Regions from separate parts of the Homo sapiens genome. Here region 2 is linked to region 1. A link is a contact called in ENCODE Hi-C or POLR2A ChIA-PET data. All regions are on one chromosome and are shown on one strand. Each heading gives the region's core, a stretch centred on a gene start or an enhancer-like site at or near the end of the contact. The rest is flanking DNA. Distances are from core to core; before and after follow the strand shown.

Region 1 (6,901 bases), core at 3,151-5,650:
TATTTTCTTCAATTTACTTCTGGAATGCCACTTTCTTGGTTCTCCTGTTCCCTGGTTCTTCTTCTCAGTCTTTTTTGCTGGTTTCTTCTTATATTAGTTTTCTCTTGTTGTGTAAGGAATTACCAAAAATTTAGTGGGCTTTAAACAGATACATTATCTCACAATTTCTATGAGTCAGGAGTCAGGGCATAGTCTAACTGGGCCTTTGGATCAAGGTCATACAAGACTGTAATCAAGGATATGGCTGGACTGCATTCTTACCTGGAGGCTCAACTGGAGGTGATTCTGCTTCTGAATTCACTCAGGCCATTGGCAAAATAATTTTCTTGTGGATGAATGACTGAGGGCCTGGCTCTTTGGAGGTTGTTGGCTGAAGACCACTCTTGATCCTAGAGATCACACTAATTCCTTGCTACACTGGCTTTTCCAGCATAGCTGCATACTTCAAGACCACAAAGAGAGTCTCTTACATCAAGGTCAACCTAGTCCCCTCCCCATCCCCCCTTTTAAGACCTTTTGCCTGGTTAAGTCAAACCCACCAGGAACATCTCCTTTTGATTAACTCAAAACAATTAATTTGGATCTTGATTTCATCTTGAAATCCCTTCAACATTGCCATACCCTGTTGTCTACAAGCAAGTCACAGGTCCTGCCACACTCAAGGGGCAGGACCATACAAGCCATCAACACCAAGGAGTAGAAATTCTAGGGGGTCATCTTACAATTCTTCCTACCACACTCCTCATCTGTTTGACCTTTACAACTGGAATTCCCTTTGGAGGCCGAGGCGGGTGGATCACCTGAGGTCAGGAGTTCAAGACCAGCCTGGCCAACATGTCAAGACCCTGTCTCTACTAAAAATACAAAAATTAGCTGGGCATGGTGGCAGGCACCTGTAATCCCATCTACTCGGGAGGCTAAGGCAGGAGAATCGCTTGTACCTGGGAGGCAGAAGTTGCGGTGAGCCGAGATTGTGCCATTGCACTCCAGCCTGGGCAACAAGAGCGAAACTCCGTCTCAAAACAAAACAAAACAGGAATTCCCTAGGGCTCAATTCTTGGGTCTCTTTTCCTGTTTATTGATTGTGCTTGGATCTCTTTTATTTGCCTCCCCATATTTTCTTTCTCCCCTCCTCTTCTTTGGTTTGTGCTCTAAGAGGTGATTCAAGCACACCATATCAACAGCTTCTTTGCCCTTGACTTTCTGTTGGAGCTTAGGAGGAGAGTGGGATAGAGTATTGCTTCCTCTAGCCTCCTTACTGCTGGGTTGCCTCCCTTGACTAAAGGTTACAGCTCTTGTCAAGGGGAGCATCTCTATTCAGCTACCTTCTCTGGGTTTCTGGTAATTCCTCCTTCCCCTGGACCCATTAGGCTGCCTGGTGTTGGGGTAATACATCATCCTTTATTCTTTATCGAAATTCTGCCACACTATTTAAATAGACCCTTTGTTAAAGTCTTCTCAGATTGTGTGATTGGAGTGTGCTACTTGGACTTACTCGTAAATATACATGCTCTCCCTTTCTGATCTTGTTTAGTCTCATGGATTTAAATTCCATTAATCTACTGATGACCTCTACATTTTTTCCCATAACCTGGACCTCTCCCTTGGGATTCCTACTTGAAATTTCCACTTGGATATATTCTATATACCACAAACTTCACAAGCCCACATCTTCAACTCTGATTCTTATCCAACTTCCAACCTCAAACCTTACTCTTTTTCATACTTTCCAATCTCAGAAAATGGCAATATCAGTCTTCCAGCTACAGAGGCCAAAGAGTCTGGAGTTGTAGCCAAGCGTGGTAGCACTTGCCTGTAGTCCCAGCTACTTGGGAGGCTGAGGTGGAGAATTGCTAGAGCCTAGGAGTTTGAAGCTGTAGTGTGCAATGATTCAGCCTCAACAGCCACTACACTTCGGCATGGGCAACCTATAAAGACGCCATCTCTCTTTTTTAATGATTATTCATAGGCTGATTTTTAATCGATACACAATATTTGTAAATATTTGTAGGGTTCATGTAATATTTTGTTACATGCATAGGGTGTGTAATGATGAAGTCAAAGTGTTTAGGATATCCATCACCTCATGTGTTAATCATTTCTATGTGTTAGGAACATTTTAAGTCCTCTCTTGTAGTTATATTGAATCTTGTAGTTATATTGAAGTATATAATACATTGCTTTTAACTATAACTACTCTACCATAGAACATTAGATTTTATTGATTCTATCTAATTGTATGTTTATACCCATTAATCAGTCTCTTATCCTCCCCAACCCTTACAAGCCCTTCCCTACCTCTGGTAACTATCACTCTTCTCTGCCTCCATAAGATCAATTGTTTTAACTCCCACAGATGAGTGAGAACATGTAATAGTTGTCTTTCTGTGCTTGGCTTATTTCACTCAACATAATGATCTTCAGTTCCATCCATGTTGCAGCAAATGGCAGGATTTCATTTTTGTTAATGGCTGACTAGTATTTCATTGTGTGTATGTGTGTGTGTGTGTTTATCACAATTTCTGCATCCATTCTGTTTCTGGACACTTAGGTTGATTACATATTTTGCTATTGTGAATAGTGCTACAACAAACATGAAGGTACAGGTATTCCTTTGAGATATTGATTTCTTTTCCTTTGGATAAATACCCAGTAGAGGGGATTGCTGGATCATATCGTGGTTCTGTTTTTAGGTTTTTTTTTATTATAAATTTCCATATTGTTTTCCATAGAGACTGTACTACTTTACATTCCCACCAAAAGTGTGTAACAGATCCCTTTTCTCTGCATCCTAATCAGCATTGTTATTTCTTGTCTTTTTGATAATAGCCATTCTAACTGGGGTAAGATAATATCTCATTGTGGCGTTGATTTGCATTTCCCTAATGACTAGTGACATTCAGCATGTTTTCATGTATATGTTGGCCATTTGTATATCTTTTGAGAAATGTCTATTCATGTTCTTTGCTCATTTTTCAAGGGGATTATTTGTTTTTGTTTCTATTTTTTGCTTTTGGGTTGAGTTCCTTGTTTAATCTAGATACTAGCATCTTGTGAGATGAGTAGTTTGGGAATATTTTCTGTCATTCAATAGGTGGCCTCGTTACTCTGTTAATTGTTCACTTTTGCCCTGCAGGAGCTTTTTAGTTTAATACAGTCCCATTTGCCTGTTATTGGTTTTGTTGCCTGTGCTTTTGAGGTTATTACCCATAAAATCTTTGCCTAGATTAAAGTCCTGGAGTGTTTACCCTATGTCTTCTTCTAGTAGTTTTATAGTTTTTATAGTTCTCTTTAAAAAAATCTGGGATAATTTCTGACTCCCCTCTTTCTTTCACACTATCCTTCTGATCCAACAACAATCCTCTTGTCTCTGTCTTCAACATAACTTCAGACCATAACAACGTTTCCCCACCTCCACTGCTTCCCTCCTGGTCCAAGCCCTCATCATCTCTGGTCTGGATTGCTTAAATAGGCTTTTAATTTGTCTCCTTGCCTCTTTCCGTGCTCCTTGTCCTTCACTCCAGTCCTTTCTCACCAAGGCTGTCCTAGTTATCTTTTTAATACATTAGTTATATTATGTTTCTCTTCACCTCTAACCCCCACAGTGGTCTCTCATCTCACTGGGAATAAAAAGTCACAAACATGGAAATGGCTTTGAAGGTTCTATGTGATCTGGCCTTCTGCTCCAATTCTAACTTTTGCTCCTACCACTCTTCTTACTCACTCCTCTCATCACACTCATCTCCTTGCTATTCCTTGAGCCTACCCTGCATGTCTCTACCTTAAAGCCTTTGAACTTCCTGTGCCATCTGCCTGGGACACTTGTCTCCCATGTCATTATAACTGGCTCCCTTAAATATCACATTCTCACTAGGTCTTCTCTAGCTCTCTTTATAAAACAGCATCCTTCCTTCCCTCTTTGATGTTTTTCTTCCCCTTTACCTTAGCTTATTTTCTCTTCCTAGCAGTTCCACCCTCAGACATTATGTATTCACTTGTTTATTTGTGATCTGTTTCCCACACTGGCCCCTCTCCCTCAACTAAAGTGTAAACTCAATAGGATAGGGACTTCGTTTTGTGCACTCATTTTTCTCCAGCACCCAGAACACTGCCCAGCATTTAGTAGCTGCTCAAGAAATAGTTGTTGAATACATGATTGAGTAGATGAATGAAAAGTTATGATTAAGGTATTATCCTACAAGTTGGGTAAGCGATATCTAGAAAATCTGTAGAGTTGTTCTAGGGCTCCTGATCTATATTTGGAAATCGTGGTCCTTGTTTCAAGGCAGTGTCTTTTTTCTCCCACTTTCTCAGGTCCAATGAGTCCCAGTAAGCCACAGTTCCTAACAGCAAGTGAACTGTTTTTTAAACTGCCTACGTGTTTTTGGAAGTCCCAACCCAGCTGCAGCTTCAGGCAGAGTGCCCAGTTCTGGCCAGTCATCTCTCTGAGCCTTGCTCACTGCGTTGGCTTTCTGTTCTTTTTCTGGTCCATGGAGATGTTTATCTTGATTTTGTACCCAGCTAATGTCATAATGCTTTTATCTTTTTATATATTTCCAATCATGGCTGAATGTTTAGAACAGAGGGGTGTGGTAATTTACGAACTCACTAAACCATCTTGATTAGAAGTCCCCACACATTTCCAAATAATGTTTGAAATGTGGCCAAATTTAAAATCCAGGAGACAGTACATAAAAATTCAGATTTACTGTTTATCTTGAAAATTTGTATATTTGGCAACACTAAGCCAGCATTTCTGTATGTGACAACTGACTGGAGGTGAGTACTTGCTAAGACGCTTCAATGGGTCATGCAGTCTACAAGCTGCCAAGTCCTCCCCACTGAACATTTTGTTAAATTTGACAGAAATGACTTCACTCCTTTGCTTTATCTGCCTAACCCTTGTAGGTATTTTAATTTGTGATCCCTATTTTGAGAACGGTCTGAGCAAAAGCATCAGGTAATTTATTAAGAGGTTAGAAAATGAAAACACCAAAACCGAAAACAAAGCCCTTATTTTGAATAATATATGGGGATGGAGGAGAGAGAGAGAGAGAAAGAGCATATTTTATACTTTTTCTCTCTTTAGTGCAAGTTTTTAATTCTAGCTCCGTAGTCACAAAGTTTCCAAACCTGCCAAACTGCAACTTTTCCCTTTTAGGTGAGACATACCATTAAGGACTTTTCCCCCCATGAAAATGGCATATAAAACTTTCTATCAGTGAGTGCCCTGGAATCCAGTGATGCCATTACACAACTGAGAATATAATGTGTCTACTCTTCTGTCAAGGTAAGATTTCTCTAATTTATCAAGAAAGAACTAACTCATTTGATACCGACAAGCTTTTCTTCTGAAATTGAACTGAGTAGTTAAGAGAATCAGATTTTTTTACTCATGCAAGAATCTGTGTAATCATCTCCTCTTACCCATCTATCACAGATACTCTTCCCAGAACAACCTGTGGTCAGTTTGAGGAATTCTTACACCTCTTGAAGTCTAAATGTCTGATTTATCTGAATAGTGACTTCCATTAAAAAACGTACAGGCTTCCCAGCTACTCCGGAGGCTGAGACCGGAGAATGGAGTGAACCCGGGAGGCGGAGCTTGCAGTGAGCCGAGATCGCGCCACTGCACTCCAGCCTGGGCGACAGAGCAAGACTCCGTCTCAAAAAAAAAAAAAAAAAAAAATGTACAGGCTTTGCAAGAGTACGCATGGAATGGGCATTTGCCTAGTTTGTGTGACTTGTGGAGCATCAGGAAAACCTATTGCTCTCTATGTTTGCCTTGCTAGTGGGTCATGGTGCGGAGAGCAACCATGTTTCTTATTTATTCAGGTTAATGCAATGAAACTATTATTGAATGGCAAGTAAATCCTCATATGTTTGTGCCATTTGTCACTTCATTATAGATTTTAGATTTGAAAGGGCCATTTATACAATGCTGCTTCCTGAATACTTCGCCAGAAAACTTATTACACTATGACTTACTACTTATATATACTTATTACTTAACTGTGTCTAGGTAAGGGGGCTTATTGGTGGTCCAGAAAGTTCCATTTTTGAAGGTGTGGTTATAGCCTGTTTTTCTATTCAATTGTTATTTCTCTCCCATAAAAAGTTAGGACTTTTTCTTCAAAACAAACATTTACTATTATTTAGTTACTACATTTCCAAGAAAAATTCATTATATGGGCCGAGATTGAAAGAATATCAAACATCAGGCATGATTAACGTTTAACAGTAAAATTAGATATTATTATCTTGGTTTAATATAACCTTACTTTTTCTCCTAAATTTGAGTTGGATCAATTCACCTTGAGTTACAAATATTGTTTTCATTTATTGTTTTGTTGTTGCTTGAATATTAACACCAATGATTTGTTTCACTCAGAATTTCGTCTCTTTTCAAAAGAGAAAATCTTTGGCTGCTTACTTGGGAAATGGAAGTCAAGTTACAATTTCTTGAGAAGGTTTGGTTCATAGTAAGTGACAGAAAAATGGATTTTTTGTGGGCCCATGTATATCACCTTACCCAGAGGTGAGATAATTCCTTCTGAGCCATCTAGATTTGAGTTTTTCTTAAGTCAGAGCAGGGTCTTTCTTTCTAGAAGTTCCAACAGTTTTCACTGCTCCTCCTTACTGTTCACATATGCCTAAAACTCAAAATGCTCATTTTGTTTTAATCACCTTACGGATTGGCCTACCCTCCCTGTTGGGCTCCTGAGATGTGTTGGAAGTTCATCTTAAAATCCTAATTTCAGTTGAATTATTCTTAAAAATGAGTCTACCCTTTTTTGAGTCCGTAGTAACAGGGTAAATTATTGCTATCACTATTACTGAACTACAATCTAGCTGACGAGGACCAGCAAGGCCTTACCTTTAGTTAGATTTGTTTAGGGAA
Region 2 (6,901 bases), core at 705-3,204, 220 kb after region 1:
CAATGACCAATGGAGAGCACAAGGTCAGCTTGAATTTTAGTGGTTTTTGAAAAAAATTGTATCCTATTTACTTTACTTTTTCTTCGTATAGATTCCACTGCCGTTGTCATTATAGGGGCAGTGTTTATCAACCTGGAGAGCTCATCCCCACACCCTCGGGCTTATGGTAGGTTTCAATGATGGGGATTGTGTTTGACAAATGATGTATGTTCTAATATAATTCTTTCTTTTATATATATATATATATTTTTTTATTATACTTTAAGTTCTAGGGTATATGTGTACAACGTGCAGGTTTGTTACGTATGTATACATGTGTGCCATGTTGGTGTGCTGCACCCATTAACTCGTCATTTACATTACATTGAGTATATCTCCTAATGCTATCCCTCCCCCCTCCCCCCACCCCACAACAGGCCCCGGTGTATGATGTTCCCCTTCCTGTGTCCAAGTGTTCTCATTGTTCAATTCCCACTTATGAGTGAGAACATGCAGTGTTTGGTTTTTTTAACCCAAACTGTAAGTTGAAATATGACTTCTGTAATTAAAAAATAAAGATAACAATGTAATCTTTAAATATATTATAATCATGTGATTGTATATATATGTACAAACACATATATACATAATACATGCATATATGACATTTCAAAGTGAAATAACCAAGTTTTGTACTCATAACTGCAGAAAGGAGTTATGAATTTAAGTACCTCACAGTGAAATGAAAGTCCTTTGATCATTTTTTGTTATTAGATAGAAGTTAGGGGTGAAGTACGTGTTTAAATACAACAGTATTACTGAATAGGCTCAAAAAAAAAAGCAATTTCAAAATAGATTTGAAAAATGTCCTGCACAGTAGTAAGTGTGCCTCCTCCCCAGGCCCATCAATACTAGAAAGATAACACTTAATCATAGGATAACACTCATTCTGGTTATAAATTTTCTGTTGAAAATCTAGGCACGTCCATGCAGCAGTCCATACTTACATATAATTCCTAACCTCCCCTTTTTAGTTGCCCCATAGGTACCAACAGATAATAATAGACAGTAGATAATAACAATAATAATCATTTCTAACCATTACTGTGTACCTTGTTTTGTGCTGGCACCATTCTAAGTGTTTAATATCTATTATTAAAATACTTACTCATCACCATAACCCTAAGAGATAGGCAATGTTGTTTTATCCTGATTTACAGGTGAGGAAAATGGGATACAGGTGGCTAAGGAACCTGATACTAAAGCTGGGAGTTAGTCCCAGGCAACCTGGCTCGGCAGTGCTTGTCTCCTGCCTACTTTGCTCTGCAGCTGATTTTTGTATTCACAGCAGAATATTGATTATGCTCAATTTACCTTTGTCTTTATCTCCACCTTTTTTCCTATCCACATCAAGACACAGTGGCAACTAGCTCTTGGATCTTTCTGTGGTACGCAGTACTATTATTCACACAGTTTCCCAAGCCAGAGCTCCAGGAATCATTTTCGACTCTTTCCTCTTGCTCAAAACACCTAATCAGTAAATACCCAGCAACTTTGGATTTTACTTGATTTTACTTTCTACGCGTAGTCAAAAGCCATTTCTTCCTTTCCATCATCACTGCTTTAGCAATCAGTGTGTCTCATTTTCTCTTCCCTGGACCTTCCTCTCTGGTGTTCTTGCCTCTAGTTTTTCCCCTCTTTCATTCTGCCGAGGTGTCCTGTCTTTTTGGATTTAACATGATTAATGTATGTAAACTTAGCAAAAAAAAAAAAAAGTAACCATCCCTCCTCAATGAAAAAAAATCAAAATTCACTTAATATAGTGACTTTGTTAGCCATTCCTTTTTAAAAGCCTTTGTCCCAGAATAAGTATGATATGGAAGACCTGGATATGTGATCTGAGACCTGTCTGTCTCAGTTCCTCTGTGCTATTCAAAGTGTGAGCAAATTCAATCAGAAGTGACTCACTCAGTGGTGAATCACACCTCTGAGTGTTATTCTAGTGTTCAACTATGCATTGCATATTTTTTATGTGATGTGGACTGTATATGTGATTCAGCTTCTTCATCTGGGCTTAAATATAGAACATATGATCTGGTCCAAAGCTGAAAGAAAAACTGTATTGGAGTTATTGAGAACTAATGTGTTGTTTTCCATCATGTTATCTTCTTCAGGGATTTTCAAGGCTAATTTTTCCTATATGTGGCTCTTGCCTTATACTCTGACTTTAGAATGTAAGTTGCAAGGAAGCTGTGACTCCACCCTATCTTCAATGCTGCTGCCAAAATGATTCAAAGCAACCATATCACTTTTCTGCTTAGGTCTTCAATGGCTCACCTCAGGGGTAAAATCTTAGCATCTTCTAGGAGCTAGCCTCTGCCTCTTTTGGCATTCTCACAGCCTGTCCCTTCCTGCATTGCACTTTGCTATGTAGAATGCTGCTTTACTTCTTCATGGTTTATGTGTTTCCACTGAGTGTTATAGCCTTCCTACCTTAGGTGTGCCATAACCTCCATCCACTCTTCAAAACTGTTCAGACTTTACTTCCTTTGATTCCCTGATGTTGGTTGCCAACAGATTTTAAAAACATTTTTTCTTTGTTTTACTTCTATCTCTTAACATATTTCTATGTTGCATGTGTCACACTGCATACATTATTTATTTGTGTGTCTTCCCCTTCTGTGAGACAAATTATGGTAAGAACTATGAATTTTGATGTTCATGTCTCCCATGCCTATCCCAATGCTCCACACTTATAGGTGTTTGATAAAAAGTGTTGTGTTGAAATAGCGTTCCTGAAATTGGACCTAACCCAACAGCTTGTAAAAACTTCTGTGGGAAAAATAACATTTGTATAATGTACTCAATCAATTCTTGTACGTTAGATTGTTGTCGAAATTCAGGGAAAAAAAAAAAAACAACAGATTTGGTTCCATAAATTAACTATTTATTTACTTCTAGCCAGTGTTCAAATGGGACTGTGAAATGTGATGAATTAGCAACGCCCTCTGCTGGTAAGATCTTAAAAGATGTTTTCCTGAATGAGGGTTCAGCTCTGATACCACCTCCACTCCTGGCAGAAGTCATCAATCACCTCTTCTTCCCAATGTGCATGGCTATAGCCTTGGGAATGTTCTTCAACATGGTGTTCCAGTGCTTCTTAACTTTTTCCACATTGAAAATTATAATATTTTTAGGACAGTCTGGGTTGAACATATAAGTCAGCTCAGGGGCGGAGCAGGTCAACCCAGGGATGCTGCCTAGATGCTGCCTACCACAGGACCACCTCAGGCATCCCAAGGACTTTAGGGATATGTATCTAGGCAAGTGTTGTAACCCATTTGTGGGACAGAAATTGGGAAAATCTATTTTAGACCTTCACTTCTCAGATTTTAGTGTGCACATATGGGGATCTTGTTAAAATGCAGATTCTGATTCATTAGGTCAGGGGTGATACCTGAAATTCTACATTTCTATCAGTGACCAAGATAACATTAATACTTCTGGTTCCTGGGCTGCATTATGAGTAGCATGGCTCTGGGACTAGTAGCAATAAATTTAACAATGCATGTAAAATGACATCCACTGTTATCCCTTCAGAATGTCATTTTAAATACCTTTCCTAAGATCTTATGTATTAGGACCATATATATTATTTATTTTCATCATATAAAGAGCCTCAAATTCTCAGTTACTATGGGCAAATTCTAGGCACATAATAAACAATACTTGCTTTCATAGATTTTAATGGGCAGGAAGAGTGTAGGCTAATAAAAGTAATTGTAAGCTATTATTGCTTTGTTATGTATTTGAATGGCCTGGTATATATTATTATTAAAGAGCTTTGAATTACATGCCCTGAATTTACTTTACAAGGATTCAGACAAGCCTAGGGCTTCTTTACAAGACATGTTTATGGACCACACACATTCGGTAGCTACAGGGCCATCCTGACTCTGCCCCATTTCTTTCAGGGTGACTCGCCCCCATTTGATTCAATGAAGGGAAGCCCAGGTGGCTAGCCTTCTCACAGAGGAACCCACGGGATTTTATCCCTTTGGCCCCACTTGAGGCAATTTATTTGATCTCTAAGAGCCCAAAAGCTTTCTGGAAGAATATGGAGCCCCTGTCCTGACTATAGTTATGTCTACTTCTGCACTTCTGTGGTATAGTGAGAACTGATATAAACAATGACTTGAGGTGAAGCAAGATTTAGAATAATCGTGTGTTCATTGTAGCTTTGTAAAAGCCACAATGCTTTTACATTATGCTTAAAAATTGATAACATATGCTGAAAAATTGATAATATATGTATGAATTAATAAAAATATCTTGTTTTTTGACTTCAGAAAATTATATTCTAGTTAGTTACTGTCTTATGGAAGGCAGCTAACATTCTCAAACTCAAAATAGGTTTAGAATAAACCTATTTTATGAATTTTGGTGTTCATATCTCCCATGCCATGACAAAAAGTTAAGGACATTTTGTCTGTGCTTATATCTGAAGTTCACATCTGCCCAGAGGGAAAAGAGTATTTCGACTGCAGGTTTCCTGACCCTGAATTACCAGCTGGTGGTGTTAATTGTGAGACTACATGTGCAAACCTAGCCATGAACTTCACCTGCACCCCATCCTCACCCTGTATAAGTGGCTGTGTTTGTGCTCCAGGGTAAGCCTCTTCTTCATAATACAGAACATTCAGGATTTGCCTGAAAGCACAATATCTCCTGAAAACATTCTTTATAGAAATAGCCAGAATTGTTGTTCTGACTAGTGGTTAACTGGGTTGGTAGCTAGAAGACTATTGTGATTGTTTTGCTTGGCTCATGTGACATTGTGAAATATTATTAATGTAATACACTGAATTGAGGAGAAAACTCATTTCTGGATGAAGCTGGAATTTCTCCCCTGATGAAACTGCAATTTTGAGAAAGTGACACAATTAATCACTCTTCATTCAAAACACTCTTCAAGTGCATTTTTAAATATTCTGTTGTGCAGTTACTGGTATTGATGTGAAGTTGTAATAGTGATGCCAACTGTTTTATCTTAAAGAAAATAGTGTATTGAGGCTACAAAGGGCAGTGGGTAAGAGTGGGAGCTCTGGCATCAGACACACCACTGCTCAAATCCCAGCCCTGACACTGTTAGTGGAGTGATTTTTCTGCAAGTTCTTTTTAAGCCTCAATTAGGCATTGTGATGTGTGTGTGTGTGTGTGTGTGTGTGTGTGTGTGTGTGTGTGTGTGTATTTAAAAATATGAGCCACTATTTTGTGGCAGCATATATTCTACTCCTATCTTCATAAATATTCTTCCATTGCAGAAATGCCTAGTGCACGTGAAAGACAAACACAGAATCTTGTGGCTATTGGCTTCCTCACAGGCACACATATAATCTGGCCTCCCTGGCCCTCCCTCTTCTGGTAATGAAATAGAGGCTGTGCAGAGGGAGTGCCATCTAAGGCAAACAGGTCACCCATTCTTCCTCAATGAACATGTTCACACAAAGGGATTCCTGGGATCAGCTCATATAAACCAGGGGCAAAGAAGAGCGAGGTCTTGTGGTTTGTTTCCCAGGAGAATCGCATTTGTCTAAATGGCCCCCATCTGGAATAGGTTGAAGAGCCAAGTAACTTGGAACTGGCATTAATCTCTTTAGAAAGAAAGGACATAGGAGGCAGAGACAAGAAGGTCACAAAAGAACAAGTGCCTGTGGCTGGGAAAATAAAGACAGGTAGAAATAAGGCCATAGAGCAGATAAGCAAGAAAGACATTTTAGTAAAAAGGAGAAGGGAAATAGAATAATTAAAACCCACAACATTGCTTGATTTATTTGATTTGATTGTGACTCTTAGGAATGCATGGCTAATTAAAGCCATATCCTAATTTTGTTTTATATGCTGTGCTTGAGCTATTATCTTTTAAAATATATTTACTGTCACCTTTGATATTTAGTTGGACAGTGATTTATTTACTGGCTAAATCTCATTACAAAACGTTAAGGAGATTTCCTCCTACCTTCTCTGACTGTATTGAAATAAATGTGGGTGGAATTGACTTAGAGGCCTCTGACAGATTTGGAAATATTTTATTAAGATAGCCTTCTCCTACAATATTGTTTATGGTAATGTGATTTGCCCTGTCTTCTATGTGACCTTGTCTGGCTCATTTTGGCAAAATAGTCCAGTGTGACTTGTTTCATGTGGCTCCTAACAGTGCCAGCAGTTTATTGACTGTAAAAGGACCACATAACCCTAATTGAGAAATCACTGTGGATTGAAGAAATGGAGAATAGTATAGAGGAAAAGTCAGATGGAAATGGCTTCTATGCTGGCCCTCCTTATAAGCCGAAGTACCTCATGGCAAGTTACTTAACCACTTGAAATCTCAAGTTTCTCTTTTAATAATGGATATAACACTATATTTACTTCTTGGATGATTGAGTATATGCTGCACACCAGTTATATAGTAAGAGCTCAGCAAATGTTTATTTCTTATCCCACTGCCCAAACTTGCTTAAAGCAGATACAAGCATACTTTGTTTCATTGTGTGTTTTGCTTTATTGCACTTCACAGGTGTTGCATTTTTTACAAATTGAAGGTGTGTGGCAACCCTGCATCAAGCAAGTCTGTTGGTGCCATTTTCCAACAGCATGTGCTTACTTGGTGTCTCTGTGTTGCATTTTGGTAATTTTTGCAATATTTCAGAACTTTTTCATTATCATTATATCTGTTATGGTAATCTGTAAACAGTGAACTTTGATTATTATGTAATTATTTCAGGGTTCCACAAATGGTGCCCATATAAGATGGAAAAATTAATTGATGAATGTTGTGTGTGTTCCGATTTCTCCATGTATAGGCCATTCCACCATCTCTCTTGCTCTTCTCAGGTCTCTCTATTCCCTGAGACACAATACT

What was found. Hi-C counts contacts between places; a loop is a spot of excess contacts on that map. ChIA-PET counts read pairs that join two places held with the same protein, here RNA polymerase II (POLR2A). Pooled maps may share reads with other maps.
Region 2: a loop to region 1 is called in a map of CD8-positive, alpha-beta T cell, with 33 times the contacts of the local background. The contact joins two enhancer-like sites. A Hi-C loop is called at or near these places in 8 of 168 maps with a recorded cell type or tissue (CD4-positive, alpha-beta T cell, CD4-positive, alpha-beta memory T cell, CD8-positive, alpha-beta T cell and 2 more), 2 of 37 single-sample maps with no recorded cell type and 13 of 50 pooled maps. POLR2A ChIA-PET finds 5 or more read pairs at or near these places in 2 of 52 experiments (WTC11 and activated CD4-positive, alpha-beta T cell).

What each region holds. Positions count from the first base shown.
Region 1 is chr12:80,048,796-80,055,696 of GRCh38, forward strand. No RefSeq gene overlaps it. Among named protein-coding and RNA genes, the nearest start is that of OTOGL, 47 kb to the right of the region's middle. Within about 2 kb of position 4,401, at least 8 of the 41 ENCODE cell types and tissues checked have a DNase peak (open chromatin) inside an H3K27ac peak, as active enhancers do.
Region 2 is chr12:80,267,162-80,274,062 of GRCh38, forward strand. OTOGL (otogelin like) reads left to right here. Exons shown (of 59, transcript NM_001378609.3): 22 at 92-166; 23 at 2,941-2,993; 24 at 4,487-4,649. Among named protein-coding and RNA genes, the nearest start is that of OTOGL, 170 kb to the left of the region's middle. Within about 2 kb of position 1,955, at least 2 of the 41 ENCODE cell types and tissues checked have a DNase peak (open chromatin) inside an H3K27ac peak, as active enhancers do.